2 separate regions of the Homo sapiens genome follow, and region 2 is linked to region 1. A link is an interaction called in ENCODE POLR2A ChIA-PET data of the cell type or tissue named here. Cell type or tissue: MCF 10A. All regions are shown on one strand. Each heading gives the region's core, and the rest is flanking DNA. Links, peaks and the distances in the headings are about the cores only. Region 1 overlaps AK4 (adenylate kinase 4). Region 2 has its middle 26 kb from the start of LINC01359.

Region 1 (12,267 bases), core at 4,305-6,804:
GGGATGAATGCAACAGAAGTTGGGCAAGGGAGCAAATAGGAAAACGGCAAGTAATCTGAAAGATTTGCCAAAATCACAGAAGAGTTTTAAACCCAGAATGTTTAACCGTCTCCTCAAGCTCATGTTCTGGAAATCTGCCTTGGTATCCACCATAGCAGGCACTTTCAGCCCTACAGAGTAGGATTACATTGGAAATCTCAGGGGCCCTCTGGATTTTCTTACTCTGTAAAAACCATAGAACAGCCTCCCTGTAACCTGAGCACAGCCCAAGTACTAGACGCATTCAGAGGATAAGGAGGAATGTCACTTTTAAAGCAACACAAATAGTAATTCCTTGCCATTGCACAAGGCCCAGAGTGTGAATCTATCCGGCTGTGCCATGCACCTTGTTGGCTGCCTCTCTGAACAGGATCTTGGCTGCAGCTCAGCAGAAGCAAGGCTGCTATTCTCCAGTGCCATCTGCTCACACAGGATGGATTGCTACTGCTGCCCATGAGAGTCTTCCCTCTCTCTCTCTGTAGTAACTCTGGCAATGCCCTGTTGGAGAACTACAGCAAGGGCTCCAAAAATGTGTGCTGCTCAGCAACCTCCGGAAGGGAAACGGGAACAGGGAGAGCTGATGCGGACACTCTTCTGACAGGACCTCCTCAGCAATCAGCAAGGACAAGCAGTCCACTGAGCGGGCCAACACACAATCATCCTTCAACAGCCAGCAAGAACAACGATACCAGTGGCAACAGTAATGAAACACTTAGGAAGTACTGGACCAGGGGTTGTCAAATGAAGGTCATGACCACTATTTTGGTTGTTTAAAATAAAAAGTGGCACACAAAAAGAGAAAATATTATACATTCTTAAAATGTGTTTCACTTAATTGCAGGATTAAGCTAATTCCTACCATGGAGCACATTAAAAATAGATATCCATAAAAATTTTAAAAAGAAAAAATAAATAAGCAAATATTGGGTCAAGTCTTTCTATACTCCCTTGTACGTATTATCTCAATTAATTCTTACAACAACCGTATGAAGTAGTACCATTATTATTCTTGGTTTGTGGTTGAAGAAATAGAAAGTGTTTGAGTAACTTGCCTGGCTGGCTTCCCAGTCAATGTGGTTCCAAAGCCTGAACTCTTAACACATGCCCTACAGCAAGTAGCTCCCTAGACCCTGTGTCCAAAGCCTTTGCTCACTTCCTCAAGCAATTTCTCTCACACCGTAATTCTTTGTTCAACCATCTGTCCCTTTCCCCTTTCCCCTTGTGAACTGAGAACACCTCAAGGGCAGGTCTTGTTGAGCTCAGTGACTTAAACAAAGGCTCAGGGAGCAAAGGATCCCAACAGTATTTTTTAAATTAAGTGAGTAAATGAGGTATGTTAAAAGAAAAAAGAAGGCAAATTGTAGCCAAGAAAAAAATAATAATAAGTCCTGACACTCGAGGATCTGTCTTTGCCAAAGGGAAATTCGGTCTCTGAATTTAAGAAAGAAAATTAAGAAAACTCAGTCTCTGAATTAAGAAAACGAGTTCCTTGTATTCTTAGAGAGACTTGGGGGAAAATAAACTTCATCTAAAAATTTAATCAGGTTAAAAAAAAAACAACTAGAGTGTCAAAACATCTGCCTATGCTTTGCTCTGGGCCCTTCATTCAGGAAAAACTAATGAGTTTTTGGATCAATAAAGGTAAGGCTAGGGTTTATTTGGGGGGTTGAGGGTGAAGAGGGAAACTATTCTGGATTAGAAAGCCAAATCCTTCTGGTATTGGAGGATTGAAAGCTGAGGAACAGAAAAAGAGCAGACTCTCCAGAAGGGAAAAGAGCAAGAAATCAGTGAGCTGAACCTAAGCCAGGGGAGGGGCAGGCAGTGGCTGAAGGGGTGTGTGGGGAATGGCTGATAGGTTTTTAGGACACCGGTGTCTAACATGCCATGTCAACTTCCTTGTGCCAGACTCTAATCCCCATCACCCCAAACCTTAATACAACCACCTCAGCTAAGTAGTCTATTTTTTTTTTTTTGAGACAGGGTCTCCCTTTGTCACCCAGACTGGAGTACAGTGGCACAATTATGCCTCACTGCATCCTCAGCTTCCCGGGTTTAGGGGATCCTGCCACCTCAGTCTCCTAAGCAGCTGTGGCTACAGGCGTGCGCTACCACGCCTGGCTAATTATTTTTGTATTTTGTAGAGATGAGGTTCCACCATGCCGCCCAGGCTCGAACTCCTGAGCACAAGCGATCTGCCCACCTTGGCCTCCCACAGTGCTGGGATTACAGGTATGAGTAGTGCTTTGGGAGAAGGAAAGAAGGAGGGTCGGGTCCAACATGGGATGAAGTCATACAGAAAGGGCAGCCTTTCCAAGGAAAGACTGAAACGCAGAAGTGAAAAATTACAGGGAAGTATGCAATCTGAGGAAGAGGTGACCAGAGAAAATACCCAGTATTAGAGATGTGGTGTGGAGTGCCGGGAAGCCACTGAGTAAAGGATGAGGGCCCAAGTCTTTCTAATTCGGTATATAAAGCTGGAGGACAGGGACAGCTGATCTGCTGTATGTTAACTCTGTGGTGCAAGCCAAGTGCCATGGACTGTTACCCAGGGTCACTAATATCCCCCACCATGAGAACACATTTACTCCAACATGGTGCAGCCACTACCATGCCACACACCATAATGATTCAATACTGACGACCAAGACTTGTGGTTCAAAAATCTCTTGCTAGGCCGGGCGCAGTGACTCACGCCTGCAATCCCAGCACTTTGGGAGGCCAAGTCAGGTGGATCACTTGAGGTCAGGCATTCAAGACCAGCCTAGCCAACGTGGTGAAACCCTGTCTCCACTAAAAATGCAGAAAATTAGCCAGGCTTGGTGGCACATGCCTGCAATCCCAGCTACCTGAGAGGTTGAGACAGGAGAATCGCTTGAACTCGGAAAGTGGAGGTTGCAGTGAGCACAGATCATGTCATTGCACTCCAGCCTGGGCAACAGAGCGAGAGTTCGTATCAAAAAAAAAAAAAAAAAAAAAAAAATCTCTTGCTGGCCAAGATGGCCCAGAAGTAGAAATAGCGAAGAAGAAGAGAAGAAAGCATCGCATTTCATCTTGCAACTCTGGAAGTCTTATTCTACTAATTAATCTAAGAACGAGCTGATAAAATTACCCAATAAGAAACCTCAAACTCTGCCAGATTTTGCTTTCTGGGTAGGACAATCTATTCCCACAGTTGTCTCTATTCCAATATATGAGTTCCTGGATATCTGAGGATGTTTCCGTCATAAATCAAACCGCCTGTAGTGCATCAGGCCCCTGATTTCCATTCGTAAGCTTATTCTATACCCAAGTCTCTGCATCTTATTTGATTCCATACTGCTATTCCAAACAGCACATTCATGAAATTGAATGCTCCACCAGATATACTAATTTTAGAGTCACTTTAAAATTGTCACACTTTCTCCACCGCCAAATAAAAGGAGGAAAACAAAGCAGGCATATATAATTCAGCAGCTGCCACAGCTGCTCTCTAAAAACTGGTACAAAGAAGGTGACATATTCGAGACAAGAATCTCCCCTCCCTTTTTTCTTTTTATTTAACACTAAACCAGAAGATACCTACAGTCTTTAAAGACGATTAACTTTTTTAACTTGGTGCAGTAGAGCTACTTCACCAAGGCAGCAACGTCTGGCATCAGTCAACAAACAAAAGTTACGTTTTAAAAAACGTAAAGCTTACGTTTTAAACTCATTCCAAATATATATATATTTGGGAAGTGTAATGAGTTTAAATATATATATATATATATATATATATATATATATATATATACTTGAGATGGAGTCTCTCTCTGTTGCTCAGGTTGGAGTGCAGTGACACAATCTTGGCTTACTTTAACCTCTGCGCCTGGGTTCAAGCAATTCTCAAGCCTCAGCCTCCCGAGTAGCGGGGATTATAGGCATGTGCCACCATGCTAATTTTTTATTTTTACTAGAGCTAGGGTTTCACCATACTGGCCAGGCTGGTCTAAAACTCCTGACCTCAAGTGATCCACCCACTTCAGCCTCCCAAAGTGCTGGGATTATAGGCATGAGCCACCATGCCTAGCCCTAAGTATATAATTAGATTCCACTTCTTTGCGACTTAAAGACATGACAATCTTCAGATAAATTTAAACCTAATAAAATCCAATGATAGCTGCTATGGTGATTATCAGTCTATTCAACCCTATATATTTTAGGCAAACGATCAACAACATTCGTTTTACCTGACCTTTTAAGAGCAACTATTGGCTGGGCACAGTGGCTCACACCTGTAATCCCATCACTTTGGGAGGCCGAGGTGGGCAGATCAGGAGGTCAGGGGTTTGAGACCAGCCCGGCCAATTTAGTGAAACCCCGTCTCTACTGAAAAAACAAAATTAGCCGGGCATGATGGCGGGCGCCTGTAGTCCCAGCTACTAGGGAGGCTGAGGCAGGAGAATCGCTTGACCAGGGAGGTGGAGGTTGCAGTGCGGAGATTGTGCCACTGCACTCACTGCAGGCTAGGCAACAGAGGGAGACTCTGTCTCAAAAAAAAAAAAAAAAAAAAAGCAACTATTTCTGAAACACAGAATAAGTCTATATCCAAAAAAAAAAAAAAGGCCTATAATTATGCCTGTAATCCCAGCACTTTGGGAGGTTGAGGCAAGCAGATTGCTCGAGCCCAGAACTTCCAGACCAGCCTGGGAAATATAGTGAGACCCTATCTGCACAAAAAAAAAAAAAAAAAAATTAGCCAAGCATGGTGGCATGTGCCTGTAGTCCGAGCTACTCGGGAGGCTGAGGTTGGAAGATCTCTTGAGTGACAGGTGGAGGCAGCAGTAAGCCATGATCGTGCCACTGCACTCCAGCCTGGATGGCAAAGCAAGACCTTGTCTCAAAAAAAAAAAAAAAAAAAAAGGAAGAAGACAAGACAAACCAATAATTACAACAGGAATGACACCCTAACAAGGAGACACCTAGCCTGAAACCCTTAACAGAGGGCTGCTTTGCCTTGCGTAACACTTGAACTATCAAGAACAAAGCTTTAAATAGCTGATTCTGCAAATTTTTTTGGCCTTTCACTAGTCACTAACCATGTGACAGATTTCCAAGATATAACTAAAGGCAAGGAACAGAACCAGTATTACAGGAAGATCCTATCATCATAATTTAACTTCTAGAAACACCACAGTGAGTTCCTGGCTCCCGTCACTTAGAACATCTCGCGCCGACTAACAGCAGTTCCAGCTAGAGCTCAGCCACCATCTGTGGCTGTCTTTCACAATCTCAGCCATAAAGGAAAAGCAAAGTTTCAAACGTGCTGTTTGGTTTGGCTAGGCTCCTCTACGCATAAGCTAAGTGCACACATTTTTCATTTTCTGGGATCTGAGCTCCAGCAGTGTTTGAAACATGACATTCAAAGCACCATTTAACAGAAGACAAGAAAGAACGACATCCTCTAATACCTTAAAACTGATTTTTTTTGTGTGTGTGTGTGTGTGTGTGAGACGGAGTCTCGCTCTGTCACCCAGACTGGGGTGCAGTGGCGCGATCTCGGCTCACTGCAAGCTCCGTCTCCCGGGTTCACGCCATTCTCCTGCCTCAGCCTCCCGAGTAGCTGGGACTACAGGCGCCCGCCACCGCACCTGGGTAATTTTCTTTTTTTGTATTTTTAGTAGACGGGGTTTCACCGTGGTCTCAATCTCCTGACCTCGTGATCCGCCCGCCTCCGCCTCCCAAAGTGCTGGGATTACAGGCGTGAGCCACCACGCCTGGCCAAAACTGATCTTAGTTATGAGATTTGGATTGGGACTCTGACGCAACCTAACAGAAAATATCCTGGAGGTGGGAGGGACTTTCCATGAGGCACTAAAATTCATTTCCTCTACAAAACTAACCCTAGAGTAATCACTAATAACAAATACCAATACACTGGCCTCACACCACCTAGAGTGAGGGAGTGAGTGAGGGGCCACACACACACACAAAACCGAACAACTAATGACCAAGAAAAAATAATACTTTAATGCAATACTTTTAAACATGCCCAAAAAATCCATGATAAAAAAACTGCAGAAAGTTCAAATAACAATAGGACCTGACCCTACATATGCCTGACTTAGTCTTACTTCACCCTCATCCTGACCAGGCCAGATCTGGAATTTATTTGAAATTTTGGTATGTTGTTCATTTTATCACATTAAACTATTATTTATCTTGATTACTGAGTGTTTTTGGTGCCCCCTTAAACTTTTCACTGGGGGACAGTGCCTCAGCTTCACTCCCCTCACCCTGGCCAGGCTGTCAATATATATGAATCTGTGTAATACTAGAAAACCCTGTGTGTTAGCTCTATCATTACTCTCATTTACAAATGAGTAAACACAAAACATTGGCTACTCTGCCCAAAGTCACAGAGCTAGGGTGGTCAAATCAGGATCGAAATCCAGAGCCTACACTCTTAAATACAACCACACTACCTCTCTGAGCTTTGCATCACTAAGTCATTTGGCATAAATCAATACAGTTCTGGAATTTAAAAAATCCAGATATGTGGAAACAATCCAAATAAACTCTAAATAAAGATAATTTGGGGAAATTCAGTCATGAGTTGTTCACCGCTGAATGATATCCTGCAATATTTAGGCTAAGTGTGTTTTTTTCTTTTCTTTTCTTTTTCTTTTTTTTTTTTTTTTTGAGACAGCGTCTCATTCTGCCAACCAGGCTGGAGTGCAGTGGTGCAATCATAGCTCACTGTATCCTTGAACTCCTAGGTTCAAGCAATCCTCCCATCTCATCCGCCCTAGTAGCTGGGACTACCGGGGTACACCACCACAGCTGGCTAATTGTTTTTATTTTTGTAGACACATGGTCTTGCTACATTGCCCAGGCTGGTCTCAGAAGTCCTGGCCTCAAGTGGTCCTCCCACCTCAGCCTGCCAAAGAGCTGGGATTACAGCCATGGGCCACTACACCTGGCCTAGGCTAAGTGTTATTTCCACCATGCTACCAGCATTTTTGTCCTGCCATTAATTTTAGATAGCCATCTTATTCTTCAGCATAAGCCAAGGGAGAAAATCTCTGGCCCAACTCAAAGGACAGGACTACAGATTTGAGTAACCTGGAGTAGCTGGTACGTTCTGAAACGGCCCTGGTATGCACCCTCAAATATGGTAGGTAGGCTTTTATGAGGCTGAGCTACAGTGTGCCCTGCAGGACAATGTTCAGAAATACTTTCCAAATAATGTGTTTATTTAGAAAGAGAATAGAATATGGAGAGCAGGCCAGATGTGGTGGCTCATGCCTATAATCCCAGTACTTTGGGAGCCTGACGGGGGAGGATCACCTGAGGCCAGGAGTTCAAGACCCACCTAGATAACATAACAGAGACCCTCATCTTTACAAAAACAAACAAAAAGAATATGCAGGGCCAGGCACAGTGGCTCACACCTGTAATCCCAGCACTTTGGGAGGCCAAGGCGGGTAAATCACCTGAGGTCAGGAGTTCAAGACCAGACTTACCAACATGGTGAAACCTCGTCTCTACTAAAAATACAAAATTAGCTGGGCATGGTGACACATGCTTGCAAGCCCAGCTACTTGGGAGGCTGAGGCAGGAGAATAGCTTGAACCCGGGAGGCGGAGTTGCAATAAGCTGAGGTCGCACCATTGCACTCCAGCCTGGGCAACAAGAGCAAAACTCTGTCTCAAAAAAAAAAAAAAAAAAAGAATATGCAGAGTAACCTACTAAAGCTACAGTGGTTCTACCACACTTAACCAGTTGTTAGTGGTGGTCATTGCAGTTTAAAAGGGTCATGGTGAAAGGCTGAAAAAGAATTAGAAATGATATGGGAAGAATGGTAGAGAGAACTGGGGCTATTTTTCTTGGGGAAAAAAAGACAACTTAAGTCAGAGAAGTGCTGCCTAGCAACTATTTTCAATTATCTGAAGAGCTAGCGGATTTAATTTATGTGACAACAAAAGACTGAAGTTGGACAAATGGATGACAGTTTATGGATGACAGTTTCAAGGGGCTGGCTTTCATCTCAGTATAAGGGGAAAAAAAATCTTCCAACAATTAGACCTGTCCAGCAATGAAAGAGCCTGTTTCCAGAGAAGGCGAGTTAGCTGTCAGCTGCTATAGAATGGATCCAGCACAGAATGGCCACTTGGATAGAATGACTAAAAATCCCTTCCAATTCTAAGACATTAAGAAATGGAACAAATCATTAAAATTAACACATTCATTGTTATGCATAGTGTTTAGTCTCTAAGAACCCTAGAAAACCAAAACAGAACTGAGCTCCACGGAAAGGAGATCTTGCATTTTTTTTGTGCTCCAAGCTAGATCCTTGATCTTTTTTTTTTTTTAAACTAAGCCACTAAAGTAATACAAGTGTAAAAAAAAAAAAATCTATCTCCCTTTTGGAAAAACTAAATTATGTCCTGAGACAGTATTTATAGTTACCATTTAAGAAAACTGGGAAACTGTACTCATATATGCAATCAATATTTTATAGCTCTCTTGTAGACTACATTGGCTGTTCTACCAGTTATGCAGAAGAAAAAATATAGAAGCAGCTGAGTTCAAAAAACAAAGCAGACCAGAAGTTGAATCAGATATATCAGCAGCCCAGCATATTAAAAGATCCTGAAAAAAAATCCATCCGATTAGACCTACAGGAAAACTTAGAAAACTGCCCCTCTTAACAATGACATAATTTGTTTCTATTTTTGTTTTTTGAGAGAGTCTTTCTCTGTCACCCAGGCTGGAGGTGCAGTGGTGTGATCTTGGCTCACTACAACTTCCGCCTTTCAGGTTCAAGTGATTTTCCTGCCTCAGCCCTCTGAGTAGCTGAGACTACAGGCACAAGCCACCACACCTAGCTAATCTTTGTATTTTTAGTAGAGACAGGGTTTCACCATGTTGGCCAGGCTGGTCTCAAACTCCTGACCTCAAGTGATCCGCCCGCCTTGGCCTTCCAAAGTGCTGGGATTACAGGAGTGAGCCACTGCACTGGCCAAGATGACACAATTCTTAAAAAGCAAGTATGGCCAGCCCCAGTGGCTCACATCTGTAATCCCAACACTGTGGGAGGCCAAAGTGGGAGAACTGCTTGAGTCCAGGAGTTCAAGACCAGCCTGGGCAACATAGTGAGACCCCCGTCTTCAAAAGAACTTTAAAATTGGTGGTGTGGTGTTGAGCACCTGTAGTCCTGGCTACATGGGAAACGGAGGTGGGAGGATTGCTAGAGTCTGGGAGGTTGAAGCTGCGGTGAGCCTTGATCACACCACTGTACTCCTCCAGCCTGGGAGATAAAGCAAGACTATTTCAAAAAAAATTTAAAAAGCAATTATGGATTCAAGGAGTCTTCCAAATGAGGAACACACATAACTTTAATGCAAATATTTTTGTTTGGACAAGACTGAACACAAGAGAAGTCCAAGGGAAAATAGAAGGACAGCACAACTAATAGGGGGTTTACAAACAGTGAGCAAGTGTAGCCTCTGCTGGGTGGTAAACACACACACACACACACACACACACACACACACACACACAGCTTAAATCCCACTGGATTGTGCTTCCATTCAAAGCACCACATTCACTAAGGAAGATTATAAATGAAATCAAAGCATTAGGACTCCAGAAAAGAAGGGAACAAACAATAGAGAAAAGCCTCCTACTTGCCAGGCATTTTACACAGACGACCCCATCTGACCCTCAGGAATCAAGTTTAATTAACTTCCCCCAAAGTTTACAAAGCCAGTAAAAGGTGGAGGCAGAGTTATGCCTGCCTCTAAAGCCCACCTATATTTTCTCTACAGCATATAGCCAACTCCCTGTGCCTACCACTTGCTGTGCCGAAGGCCACCAGATACCTCCACCTGAAACTTCTCACAGGTATGTTAAGCTCATTATCCTCTTCATGCCTGGACTGCCCTCCTTGTGTTAAATGGGACTACTTTCCTGGCACAGTCATTCAAGTTCACCCCTTCAAAGGGCAGCACTTGGCTCTGCCCCGCCCACCATTCTCCTACAGTCCTATCAGACACTGCCATCACTACCCCCACTCCTCTCACTTCCCCTTTTATCCATTACTGTTACCCTAGACCGCATCTAAACTGTTGTGGCACCATCTTGGCTGTGCTCCAGTTTTCCCCCACTACAATCCACATCATACTCTGCTACGAGTAACAGCCACCAAAAGGAGTTTGAGGAACTCAATCTGGAATTACATGTAAGCTCCAACTCTACATATAATTCCTCCAACTCTAGATTTCAATGAAGGTTCCTTTTTTTTTTTTTTTCCAGACATGGGATCTCCCTGTGTTGCCTAGACTGGAACGCAGTGGCTATTCACAGGCAGGATCATCATGCACTACAGCCTTGAACTCCTGAGCTCAAGTGATCCTCCTGCCTCAGCCTCCCAAGTAGCTGGGACAAAAGGTGTGGTGTGTGTCATCTCACCTCACAAAGTTCCCTTAATTTTAATTGTCTACTCATAGACATGATACCTACATCAAAAATACCCTGCTTTCACATGTTTCCACCTGCTACTCATCCTTCAAGGCTCGGTTCTAATGCCATCTTTCCCAAAGCCCTCTAACTCTTTTGTCCAGAGGTATAACAAACAACTATTAAGCAAGGTATGTTAGACACTAGAGATTTTTTAAATGAACTTAATAAAAGTTCATACAAGTAACTCTTCTCTCTACTGTTCTTAAAAAAGTGTTTTCATTCCTATTTTTATAGCACTCAATATAATTTGCTTTATAAAATAATTGAGTATATTTTTATCTTGTAAATTGTTGAAGGTAGAGACCATTTCTTACTCTGATTAACAAAATGCTTTTGGAATAGACTGATTTTACAAGTGCTTAATAAGTTTAAAGTCTACCCATTTGTCTGTCAATACTGACAGCCTCTTAACTGTTCTCCCTAGTTTCACTCTAGAACCTTCAACCCCAGTTTCCAAATAGCCTGAGTGATCTATTCAAAATGTGAGTCAGATGTCAGTCCCATGTTTAAAAACAATGGCTACACTGTGGATTAGGCAATGGTGTTTTAGCTATGACACCAAAAGCATAAGCAACAAAAGAAAAAATAGATCATCTGGACTTCATCAAAATCAAAAACTTGTGCTTCCAAGGGAGCCATCAAGGAAGTGAAACAGGATAGGAGAAAATATTTGTAAATCATATATCTGATAAGTGACTTGTATCCAGAATATATAAAGAATTCAACAAGAAGACAAATGAGCCAATTTTAAAATGGGCAAAGGATTTGAATGGAATTTCTCCAAAGAAGATATATGCAAATGGTCAGTAAGCATATGAAAAGAAGTTCAGCATTATTAGTCCTCAGAGAAATACAAATCAAAGCCACAATGAAACACCACTTTATACTCAATAGGGTAGCTAAAATTGAAAGAGAGAGAAAGGTAGGGAGGGAGGGGTGGTTAAAGCAAACTAAATATGACCTGAGAAGGACTCCATACTTCAGTATTTGAGTCCTTGTGAAACCGCCTTTGCAAAATTATAACTGAGGAAATTATGACAGTGAAAGAAATCAGACCTAACCGACTCCATCTTGCTTCTAACCTTGAAGCTGCCCTTGTTCATTCCTGGGTGTAGGCCAAACTAACTTTGGGAGGGAATTCAGTACATGGGTTTGACTCTGAAACAAAATTGATTAACAGCCCTTTCCCGAAAAGACCCCTTCTTGCCTGGGGACCAGTCTGCCTTTGCAGGACTAACAAATTAGCTACAAGATTAGAAATTACAGTTTAGGGGTCATGCAGCCTCTGGCTCCAAGAGTCCAAACCTCCCCAAATTGCTCCTGGGGATAACATCACTCTGTAAAATCTAAGATCAGTTCTTGAGATATTTTGCAGATCCTGCACTCACTGGATCAGCTGACACCACCCAGACCCATAATCTGGCTCAACAAGTTCTGCCATCCCACCCAAGGACAGAAGACAGCAAGAAAACCTCACTTCCACCCCCTATGATTCCATCTCCAACCTGACTAATCAGCACTCCCCACTTCCCAAGCCCCACCCACCAAATTATCTTTAAAAACTCTGATCCTTGAATGCTCAAGGAGATTGATTTGAGTAATAATAAAACGCCAGTCTCCCGTACAGCCAGCTCTACGTGGATTACTCTTTCTCCATTGCAATTCCTGTCTTGATAAATCCGCTCTGTCTAGGCAGCAGGCAAGGTGAGCCCATCGGGAGGTTACACTTGTGGACAAACTGCA
Region 2 (12,267 bases), core at 5,668-8,167, 140 kb after region 1:
TATTTATTTATTTATTTATTTATTTATTTATTTTGAGATGGAGTTTCACTCTTGTTGCCCAAGCTGGAGTGCAATGGTGCGATCTCAGCTCACTGCAACCTCCGCCTCCCAGGTTCAAACAATTCTCTTGCCTCAGCCTCCTGAGTAGCTGGGATTACAGGCGCACACCGCCATGCCTGGCTAATTTTTTGTATTTTTAGTAGAAACAAGGTTTCACCATGTTAGCCAGGCTGGTCTTGAACTCCTGACCTCAAGTGATCCGCCCGCCTTGGCCTCGCAAAGTGCTGGGATTACAGGCATGAGCCACCATGCCCAGCCACTAAGAGAATTTTTTAAATGAGATAGAGAAGAAAAAGATACCATGAGAAACAAAACAGTGAATTTCAGCTGGTGTTTCATGGTTTGTATGGAGAAACATATTTTGTCTGATTGGCTTGATTACTTTTTTTTAAGTGAAAAACAACTTTGCCATAATTCTTCATTTTATAGAGAAACCACAGGAAGAAAGCTTGTGTGGACTCAAGCTACCCTGTAGTACCTTTCTAACAACTAGATTAATGTTTGCCATTAGAAAATCTTTCCATTAAATTAATGGCTACCTTTTTGGATTAGACACTCACCTTCCATTTGGCACTCAGAGTCATTTCCTTGTCACTTGTTCCAAAAGAAAATCACTTAGGATAACTGAAGACCTTAGGGTAATGAGCTTTTATTAAGTCTGTCCTGATCCTTCCTTTTGTACAAAATTTATGAATTCTCCTTGCTCTTCCATATCAAGTCGTGTATCTTCTCTTTGGCTTTCAGCCTGATCCCACCCCATCTGTGCCATCCTGATCTCACCCTATTTATATGCCATCCCGTTTTCCTCAACTCTTCAATACCAGTTATGTTAATTTCCTTGTAGTTATCAAATACGTTATATTCAGCCAATCTTTATGTCTCTACCCACGTTGTACTTACCTTTCCTTTTATCCATGTGGAATACCTTTCCCCTTTACCCATCCTGAATAGTAAAATCCTACTTATTCTCTAAGGCTTTTGATCCACATCAATTTCTTATTTCTGTGAGTTTGTATAGCTTATAAATTACTATTATCATTTATTAAGCATATTTTGAGTGCCAGGCACATTATGTCTACTCCTTATTACAATTACACAAGGTAATTATTATCATCTTCATTTCATGAAAAGGGAAACAGAAGTTTAGAAATGTTATATAATTTGCCCAAAATCACACACTCTAAATTGCTAAGCTGAGGAGTGAACTGCAGGAGTGATGGATTCTAAAGCTCTTACTCTGTCTACCTATACTTTCTCTTACACTACATACTATACGGAAGTGTTTCCTTTTTTTTTTTTTTTTTTGGTACTACGGGAGTCTCACAATGTTACCTGGGCTGATCTCAAACTCCTGGCCTCAAGCAGTCCTCCTGCCTCGGCCTCCCAAAGCACTGGGATTACAGGCATGAGCCAGTTCACCCAAATGGGCAATGTTTTCTAATTATTTTGTGTGCATTAGTCTCTGCTGAATTTGTTCATGAAATCAGATACTATATAATTTAAGAGTTGTATTCAGTCACTAGTTCTGGAGATACAGGAGTTGAGGCCAGGTGTGGTGGCTTATACCTGTAATTCCAGCCCCTTGAGAGGCCAAGGTGGGAGGATTGCTTGAGGTTGGGAGTTTGAAACCATCCTGGGCAACATACCGAGACTCCATTTCTACAAAAATAAAAAAATTTTAAAATTTTATTGTTTAAAAAAAATTTATTATTTTATTATTATGTTGGGCACACACCTGTCATTCTAGCTCCCAGGAGGCTGAGCTGGGATGATCGCTTGACCCCAGGAGTTAGAGGCTGCAGTGAGAGCGCAAGAGTGACAGCACAAGAGTCTGTCTCTAAAATCCAAAAACAGGAACATAGCCTCTTTTTGCTATTTCCTCTGCCATCCCCAGGGTGGGGGCCTTTTCCTTGTGTTAACCAGATGGCTTCTGGAAGTCCAGCCTTCATATTTCTGTTCCAGGCAAGAAGGAGGAAAGGATTAAGGGTAAAGGGTAGGTTTCCCAGCCAAATTTTAAAGACTTTTTCTGGAAGTCTCGCTAATAGCTCATTGGCCACCAAATTTGCAAGGAAGGCTGGAAAATATTTTATAGCCAGGTACACTGACATACCCAACAATAAAGGTTTTTTGTTTCCAAGAAAGAATGGCTATTAAGTAGTGGTCTCTGCCACAGAGACCCATGTCTCAGTCTTTTACATTTTCATAGCACCTAATAGGTGCCCCATAACACTGGTGGGCAGTCTAACATAGAGAAATAGACAGTAGCAAAGGTAATTTAAAAAACGGATGCATGAAGACACTGAGAAGATGGCCATATGTAGTTTCTAATTTATAAGTACTTTATAAGAAAATAGATACCCACTGATTTCTCCCTAAACAATCCTGCTGTCCCTCAGGATTCACGTATGGAAGGATTATAACAGTAACATCAAGGTTAAGAAAATAAAGCCAGGTCATTTGAAATTATTTTGAGTGGATTCATTGTATTTCCTTTAGCCTGTTTTTTTTGTTGTTGTTGTTGTTGTTTTGCATATATTGTGTTTCCATTTACGAAATTGGCATTAGAAAATGTTCCATTTTGCAAAAGGGCTCGCTGTAAACAACCACTTCAGACAGAATGACCAGTACTCAGACAGTATCTGATGAGCACTTAGAACAAAAGAGTAATTACATTTCCAATAGAAATTAGCACTGTGCATTCTGGAACTCTCCTGAGTTTCTTATCTTGATTTGCAAAATAATTCAAAGCTTCAAAGAAAAATCTAGGCTGGGCGTGGTGGCTCACGCCTGTAATCCCAGCACTTTGGGAGGCTGAGGTGGGTGGATCACCTGAGGTCAAGAGTTTGAGACCAGCCTGGCCAATATGGCAAAACCCCGTCTCTACTAAAAATACAAAAATTAGCTGGGCGTGGTGGTGCGTGCCTGTAGTCCCAGCGACTTGGGAAACTGAGGCAGGAGAATTGCTTGAACCCAGGAGGCAGAGGTTGCAGTGAGCTGAGATCGCGCCACTGCACTCAAGTCTGGGCAGCAAAGCAAGACCCCATCTCACAAGAAAAAAAAAAAAAAAAAGAAAAAGAAAAATCTGTGTTTTTCCAGCCCCTAGGTTAACATCAAGAGAGGGTCTTTGAGATACAAAGCACATTTCTTTAATTTTTAATTTTGATACAGTCTCAAATTCTGTGTGCCCTTAACCCAGAATCATCAATTGTTTTAGCTCATTTCCTTTATCATTCTCTCTCTGTCTCTGGCATGTGTGTATGATTTTTTTCTGAAAAAATTTTAGAGTAAATTGGAGCCATGAGATGTTAGGAGACCCCTAAACACTTCAGATTATTTGCTGAAAAAAAGGACATTCTCTTATATAACCATAGCAAAATGATTAAAACAAGAAATTTAACTTTGATACAATACTGTTATCTAATCCAGGGTCCATGGACAAATTCCATTAATTGCCCTAATAATGTCTTTTTGTAGTTGTTTGACTTTCCCAGGTCAAATCCAGTCTTAGACCATGCAGTGCATTTGGTTGTCTCATCTCTGTAATCTTCTTTAATCTGGAAGAGTTCCTCAGCTTTTCATTGACTTTCTCTTACTTGAAATTTTTTAAAAAGTACAGGGCAGTTATTTTGTAGAATGTTCTACAAAATAACTCCTACAAGTATTCTGACTTGCCTAATGATCACATTCAGGTTGTATATTTTGAGCAGAAATACCACAGAAGTAGTGTTTTGTCCTTCTCAGCACTTTATATGAGAAAGTACATGATGCTGCTTTATCTTAGAACATCACGTACTTTGATCTCTGGTTAAGGCGGTATCCACCATATTTCCCCACTGTAAAGTGACTATTTTTCCTTTTTTTTTTTTTTTTTTTTTGAGATAGGGTCTCTCACTCTGTTGCCTAGGCTGGAGTGTAGTGACTTGATTTCGGCTCACTTCAGTCTCACCCTCCCTGGCTCAACTGATCCTCCCACCTCAGCCTACTGAGTAGCTGGGACTACAGGTGTGCGCCCCCACACCCAGCTAGCTGTTGTATTTTTTGTAGAGATGGGGTGTTGCCGTGTTGTCTAGGGGGGTCTTAAACTCCTAGGCTTAAGCATTCCACCCACCTCTGCCCCCCAAAGTCCTGGGACCACATGCATGAGCCACTGCACTGGCCACCGTTTTTTCTTTTGCAATTAAAAAACAATTGGTCACTGAGGCCAGGTGCGGTGGCTCACACCTGTAATCCCAGCACTTTGGGAGGCAGAGGTGGGTGGATCACCTGAGGTCAGGAGTTCAAGACCAACCTGGCCAACATGGTGAAACCCCATCTCTACTAAAAATACAAAAATTAGCTGGGCCTGGTGTGTGCACCTGTAATCCCAGCTAGTTGGGAGGCTGAGGCAGGAGAATCACTTGAACCCGGGAGGTGGAGGTTGCAGTGAGCAGAGATCGCACCACTGCACTCCAGCCTGGGTGACAGGGTGAGACTCTGTCTCAAAAAAAAAAAAAATTGTCAGGAGGTTTTGGGGACTATGTTAATATTCTGTTCCTCATCAAACACTCACCCACTAGTTTTAGCATTCACTGATGATTTTCAAATTCTATCCTCCCATTTATTAATTGGCTTTTTACTGCAAGAATGAGAAACTTTCTCTTCTAAGGGATGGTTTCTGATACAACACGTCTATGAGTTTCTGAGACTTTGTCTCAGTTTATTTGGGCTGCCATAACAAAATATTGTAGACTAGGTGGCTTAAACAACAGAAATTTATTTCTCACAGTTCTGGAGGCTGGGAAATCCAAGATCAAGATGCCAGCTGGTTCAGTTCCTTGTGAGAGCTCTCTTCCTGGTTTGCAGATGGCCACCTTCTTGCTGTGCCCTCACACATTGCAGAGAGAGTGCTGGTATCCCTTCCTCTTTTAATAAGGGCACTAATCCCACCAAGGGCTCCATCCTCATAATCTCGCTAAACCTAATTACTTCCCCAAAGCCTCACCTCCTAATACCATCACATGGGGGATTAGGGCTTCAAAACACGGATTTTGGTGTGGGGGAACACACAGTCCATAACAGACTTTTTTTTTTTTAACTTTTTAACTTTTAAGTTCAGAAGTACATGTGCAAGTTTCTTATGTAGGTAAACTTGTGTTGTGGGGTTTGTTGTACAGATTATTTCATTACACACTCTTAAGCCCAGTACCCATTCGTTATTCTTCCTGATCCTCTTTCTCTACCCTCCAATAGGCCCCAGTGTCTCTTGTTCCCCTCTATGTGTCCATGCGTTCTCATCATTTAGCTCACACTTGTAAGTGAGAACATGTGGTATCTAGTTTTCTGTTCCTTCATTAGTTTGTTAAGGATAATAGCCTCCAGCTCCATCCATGTTCCTGCAAAGGACATGATCTCATTCTTTTTTATGGCTGCATAGTACTCCATGGTGTATGTACCATATTTTATTTTCAAATACCAATGATGGGCATTTAGGTTGATTCCAAGTATTTGCTATGGCGAGTAGTGCTGCAGTGAACATACATGTGAATATATCTTTATGATAGAACGATTTGTATTCCTTTGGGTATATACCCAGTAATGGGATTGCTGGGTCAAATGGTATTTCTGCATAACAGACTTTTAAAAGGAAAAATAGGCTGGGTGTGTTGGCTCACGCCTGTAATCCCAGCACTTTGGGAGGCTGAGGCAGGCAGGTCACTTGAGTTCAGTAGTTTAAGACCAGCCTGGGCAACATAGTGAAACCCCATCTCTACAAAAAATACAAAAAAAATTAGCTGGGCACAGTGGTGCATGTCCGTAGTCCCAGCTACTTGAGAGGCTGAGATGGGAGTATCACCTGAGCCCTGGAGTTTGAGGCTGCAGTGAGCTATGATCATGCCACTGCCCTCTAGCCTGGGTGACAGAGTGAGACCCTGTCTCAGGAGAAAAAAAAAAGGAAAAATAAATACCCACTATTGTAAGAAGATGGTATCCTCATTGGATTGGGTAACTGATATTGAGCCTTGACCCCTGCATAGTAAAAGTAATTCCTTCCTTTGTCCTTTGTAATGATTCTTTTACTTTGTTCATATTTTTACTATCAAATGGTGAGCTAATTTTGCTCCTTTCCTCTTATTTGGCACTGAAGTCTGTTTCTTATTTGTTGCTATCAGATAAATCTGAATTTAAATTCCATACTTCCAGTTGTGTGTGACATTGGCCATGTTATTTGGGCCTCACCCTCCTTGCCCACAAAATAGGGATGATAACCCTTATCTCAGTGCTATTGGGAGGATTAAATCAGATAACGTATGTAAAAACATGTAACATGGTATCTGATAAAAAGAATACAATTAGTAAATAAGTTTTCTGTCTTTGACTTAAAGTTCCAATTTTTAGTGACACATTTTTATAAGTTTCAATGACTTAATTGCTCTCTTCAAGGGGTTAGATGATCTTCTTAGATAAGAAGTTTGCATCAGAAAGAGAAAGGATTAGTGGTATCTATCAACTTTTACATGATTTGTGTGGTTATACCAGTCCCTCCCTCCCTCCCTCCCTCCCTCCCTCCCTTCCTTCCTTTCTTCCTTTCTTCCTTCCATTTGCCACATAGTTAATGGCATTTGCTATATGCTAGTCACTATTCTGGGTGCTAGGGATAGAACAGCAGACAAAATCTCCTGACTTGACATCCATTATATTCTAATCAAAGGAGACAGATGATAAATATATAAATAAACTTTTAAAATTAGATAGGGTAAGTGCTATGGAGAAAAATAACACTGGGAAGGAGAATAAGAATTGTGAGGGGATTGCTATTTTAATTAGTCAGGGAAGGACTCACTGATGAGACAACACATGAGCAGAGACCTCAAGGAGATGAGGCATTGAGTTATTAGTGTAGCTGAGGGAAAAGCGTTCCAGGCAAAGGAAATATTTCAGACAAGAAACCTAAGGCATAGATTGACTTACTGAGGGTTCACCCAAAGGAATCATAAAAAGAGCTCAGGCAGTTCTGTGGAGCACAAAAACACTCTACTTCCCTTCTGTGAGCTTGATTATAGGTAAGAGCAGAATGGCTGGACAGCTGTTGGGGTTGTGCCAGCTGTGGCAGCGTGCCACGCAGACTTCCCTTCCAGAAAGAACCTGCTGCAAGGAATGCAGAACGCTGACAGCTTCTAGTCTGGATCCACCCCAGCATCCAGGGTGCAGCACTTTCTCCCAGGCAGCCCTCTACCAATGACTGAGCATGGCAGGGGTACTAGGGCATGACCACTGCCATGCAACGTGGGACTTTTTTGAGGGCAATCCTTGTGCCAGAGCTCCCTATTAGGCTGACCAGGACATTTCCAGAGCTGCACCACAGTCTGAGACTCTATTCACCCACACAATCATCCTTCCTTACCCTTCTCCTTTTACAAGCCTCAGACCTGCAACATGGTTTTAAGGCTTTCCCTGCCCTCTCCAGCTCCCTCTTCCTTTTGCCTTTCACAGTTATTACAACCCAGTGCTTTCACTTATAAACCCATCCTGGTGCCTGTCTGCTTCCTAGAGGACCCAAATTGACAGGAAGCGGAACAAAAATACATGTAAGGAGATTTTGCTCTGCTTCTTCTGCCGGCATCAGTCAGAGATAGACCAAGGGAATTGGAGGAGGGCAGTCGGCAGTGATGTCAAGGATGATCAAAGTTTCGAGATAATTGGCTGGGTGCAGTGGCTCACACCTGTAATCCCAGCACTTTGGGAGGCTGAGATGGGCGGATCACTTGAGGTCAGCCTGGCCAACATGGTGAAACCCCATCTCTACTAAAAGAAAAAAAAAATTAGCCAGGTGTGGTAAATTAGCCAGGTGTGGTGGTGTGCACCTGTAGTCCCAGTTACTCAAGAGACTGAGCCAGGAGAATAGCTTGAACCCAGGAGGCAGAGGTTGCAGTGAGTCGAGATCGCACCACTGCACTCCAGCCTGGGCAACAGAGTGATACTCCATCTAAAAAAAACAAAAAACCCCAAAAGTTTCCAGATAACCAGCTCTACCCAGGCCATCTCAAATAGTATACAATCTGAATGAAACCTGCTTATTTAAAAAAAATGGTTTTTATTTTTTTGAGACTGCCTAACTCTGTTGCCCAGGCTAGAGTGCAGTGGCGCAATCTCAGCTCACTGCAGCCTCTACCTCCTAGGTTCAAGCAATTCTCCTGCCTCTGGCTCCAGAGGTGCACTCCGCCATGCCTGGCTAATTTTTGTATTTTTTAGTAGAGATGAGGTTTCACCATGTTGGCCAGGTTGGTCTCAAACTCCTGGCCTCAGGTGATCTGCCCGCCCTCTGCCTCCCAAAGTGCTGGGATTACAGGTGTGAGCCACTGCACCTGGCCAAACCTTCTTATTTAAAATGCAAACAATTTCAAAAGCAACTCCTCTAGAAGCTCATAGCAGCCAGATGGCTGCCCCTAAGCTTTTCTTATGTAGAAATTCTGGGGCTACCAATGGAACAGTTCCAAACCCTTCCTTCCTTCTTTCCTGTTCTAGAGGAGGAAGGGATTAGCTAACAAACTAGAATCCAGGGGGGCAGCGTGCTTTGAGAGGGGAAGCTGGCACTCATTTTCACTGCTGGAAGCCAAACCGTGGGATTCTGAGGTCTCCAGGGACATTTTCTAGATCTCCAACTGTGATGATCATCTCTGTCTTATACCCCAGGCTGTGTTCAAAGGACTGCCTGTGTCTGGCTCACCATGCTCCACTGACATTCCAGCCAGAAACCATTCTCGGTGTTGATAGAACAATGCTCTAATCACATAGCTGAAATTACAGTTTGGGGCTCAATAAGGTAATGGTTCAAAAGATTTTCTGTGGAAATCTCTGCAGTCCCATCTGGAAAGCAAACACTGGCTGGATAGGTAGTAGCGTTGGGGTGGGATCACATGGAAGGCATGTAGACAAAGTTATGACCCAGGATTTCAGAGTGAATATCCTCTATGTGCCAGGCACTTTTACAGGTTTATATTTCTAGAACCAACCTATGATGCTGGAATGATAATTTGAGGTAATCCCTGTTTTATGGCTTAGAAAAATGTGGTTTGGCTGGGTGTGGTGGCTCATGCCTGTAATCCCAGCATTATGGGAGGTCAAGGCAGGAGGATCGCTTGAGTCCAGGAGTACAAGAGTAGCCTGGGCAACATGGCAAAACCCCATCTCTACAAAAAATATAAAAAATTAGCCAGGCATGGTGGTATGCACCTATAGTCACAGCTACTCGGGAGGCTGAGCTGGAAGCATTTCTTGAGCCTAGGAGGTCGAGGCTACAGTGAGCTGTGATCATGCCAGTGCACTCTAGCCTGGGTGACAGAGTAAGACCCTGTCTCAAAAAAGGAAAGAAAAAAGAAAGAAAGAAAAAAATTGATTTGTAAAGTTAAGTGATTTTTTCCAAGGTCATAGTGCTAGCAAGTAGCAAACCTAGGATTCGAGCCAGGTCTTCAGATGCTAAATTTAGTGACTTTTTAATGATTTTACTGCTGGCTAACTATTCTCTTGCCTTTATCCATATTCCTGTGTCAATAATAGTATTTTACCCTGTGGCCTCACCTCTTTGCTTAGTTGCTTAGATAAAAATCATGTTGATTTTTAGTGAGGCCGTGGTTGGGAAGCACTGTAGTGGACATTTGCTAGTTTTTGACATCCCCGACATCCCTTTTCCTCCTATTTTGGTAAATGTATTCTAATTTCTCTCTGGATAACTCTCTCTCTTCCCCGACTTGGAATCCATGTTTCGGGTGGGCTCTAACCATTGCTTCGGGAATGGGATCTGTGAATCCCCCTAAATCAGTGTACCTATTCCTCTTGGCCACTGCAGTTTGGATTGGTCTGTAATCAGTCAGGACCCGTAAGTCTTTTTGCCAGTGCTTCTGTGAGCAAGCACTCTTCTCCTGTGGGCCTGAACCTGGAAGAACGTGTGGCTGGAGCTGCTATAGCCATCTTGCTGTTCTAATTGGTGAGGCCTATCCAAGAATGGGGCTCAGACAGTGAAAACAGAGCTAAGAGGGGAGAAGGAAGAAATCAGGTTCTGGTGTCACTTTTTTTTTTGAGACAGAGTTTCGCTCTTGTTGTCCAGGCTAGAGTGCAATGGCACGATCTCGGCTCACTGCATCCTCTACCTCCCGGGTTCAAATGATTCTCGTGCCTCAGCCTCCTGAGTAGTTGAGATTACAGGTGCCTGCCACCACGACTGGCTAATTTTTGTATTTTTAGTAGAAATGGGGTCTCACCATGTTGGCCAGGCTGGTCTCAAACTCCTGACCTCATGTGATCTGCCCACCTTAGCCTCCCAAACTGCTGGGGTTACAGGTGTGAGCCACCACCCCTAGCCTTTTTTTTTCTTTCTTTTTTTTTTTTTTTTTTTTGCTTTGGACCAGGCCATTCTTGAAGCCACAACTACCTCCAAGAACTTTCAGTTCTGTGATACAACAAGTTCCATTAATGCTTAAGCTAATAATGTAGGTTGGGTTTTCTGTTACTTTCAACTGCAAGAGGCTTACCTGTTACAACAGACTCTCTCAATTCAATTTCACCCAAGTTAAGAATCAATTAGGACTCAACAACAAAAAGACAAATGACCCAATTTAAAATGAGCAAATGTTATGAATAGACATTTCCCCAAAGAAGGTGTACAAGTAGCCAATAAACTCTTGAAAAGATGTTCAACGTCATTAATCATTAAGAAAATGCAAATCAAAACCACAATGAGATATAACTTTACACCCCCTAGGATGGCTGTAATAAAAAATATGAACAACAAGTGTTGGCAAGGATATGGAGAAATTAGAACCCTTGTACCTTGCTGGTAGGAATGTAGGTGGTACAGCCACTTTGGAAAACAGTCTGGCAGGTCCTCAAATGATTAAACATAGAGTTACCAGCTATTCTACTCCTAGGTATATACCCCCAAAACATGGAAATATATGGCCGCAAAAAGTTTTGTACAAGAATGCTCATAGTACTTGTATTCATAACAGCCAAAAATGGAAAACAACTCAAATGTCCAGCAATAGGAGATTGGATAAACACATTGTGATATATTCATACAAAGGAATACTACTCAGCAATAAAAGGAACGAGCCACTGGTACATGCAAAAAAAAAAAAAAAAAAGGATGAATCTAGAACCATGGTGAGTGAAAGACACCAGATGCAAAATAATAAATACGGTATGACTCCATTTACATGCAATCCCAGAGCAGGCAAACTAATCTATGGTGATAGGATTAGAAAGTGGTTCCCTCAGCAGGGTGCAGTAGCTCACACCTGTAATCCCAGCACTTTGGGAGGCCGAGGTGTGTGGATCATGAAGTCAGGAGATCGAGGCCATCCTGGCTAACATGGTGAAACCCCATCTCTACTAAAAATACAAACAATTAGCCTGGTGTGGTGGTGGGCACCTGTAGTCCCAGCTCCTCGGGAGGCTGAGGCAGGAGAATGGCATGAACCCAGGAGGTGGAGCTTGCAGTGAGCCGAGATTGTGCCACTGCAGTCCAGCCTCAAAAAAAAAGAAAGTGGTTCCCTCAGTGAGAAGGAAAGGGGGTTTGACTAGAAAGGGACAAGAGGATGAGACAACTTTCTGGAACTTTAGATGGTAGTTACATTAATGTGTACAATTATCGAAATCTGTTGGCCAAGCATGTTGGCTCAGGCTTGTAATACCAGTGCCTCAGGAGGCTGAGGTGGGAGGATTGCTTGAGGCCAGGAATTCAAGACCAGCCTGGGCAACATAGCTTGACAAAAATAAAAAATAAAAATTAGCCCAGTATGGCTACGTATGCCTGTGTCTCCAGATACTTGGGAGGCTGAGGTGGGAGAATCACTTAAGCCTAGGGGATTGAGGTTGCAGTGAGCCATGATCACTCCACTGTACTTCAGCTTGGGTGACAGAACGAGACCCTACCTCTAAAATTTAAAAAAAAGTCATTGAACCGAACCTTAACATCAGCGTATTAAATACTTCACTTAAAAATAATTAATAGTTGGAATGATACAGAGAAGATTAGCATGGCCCCTGTGTAAGGATGACAGGAAAAAAAATTCTATGTTTTAAATGTTTACTGCTTCCTCACTTTTCATGAGAAAAAAAGCATCCACTGAATTTATATGATCTAACAGGTGTGAAAAACTCCCTATCAAAAAATATCATTCCCCACCAACTTAAGAATAGACTGAATTTCCCCTGATTAGTTTCTCCTTTGAT

What was found. ChIA-PET counts read pairs that join two places held together with the same protein. Peaks named below come from ENCODE experiments on the same cell type or tissue, not always from the same donor. Only the 100,000 strongest peaks of a DNase experiment are listed, where the experiment ranks them.
Region 2: POLR2A ChIA-PET joins it to region 1 with 5 read pairs; 2 of 35 experiments call an interaction of 5 or more read pairs at or near these places.

What each region holds. Positions count from the first base shown.
Region 1 is chr1:65,163,608-65,175,874 of GRCh38, reverse strand. All of the region lies in intron 1 of AK4 (adenylate kinase 4), which reads right to left. Among named protein-coding and RNA genes, the nearest start is that of AK4, 22 kb to the right of the region's middle. In MCF 10A, for the core only: no CTCF peak of the experiment used is centred there; a DNase peak (open chromatin) is centred at 5,264.
Region 2 is chr1:65,022,824-65,035,090 of GRCh38, reverse strand. It overlaps a transcript of JAK1 not described here and the pseudogene RNU6-1176P. Among named protein-coding and RNA genes, the nearest start is that of LINC01359, 26 kb to the right of the region's middle. RefSeq lists an enhancer at 8,279-9,096. In MCF 10A, for the core only: no CTCF peak of the experiment used is centred there; a DNase peak (open chromatin) is centred at 7,150.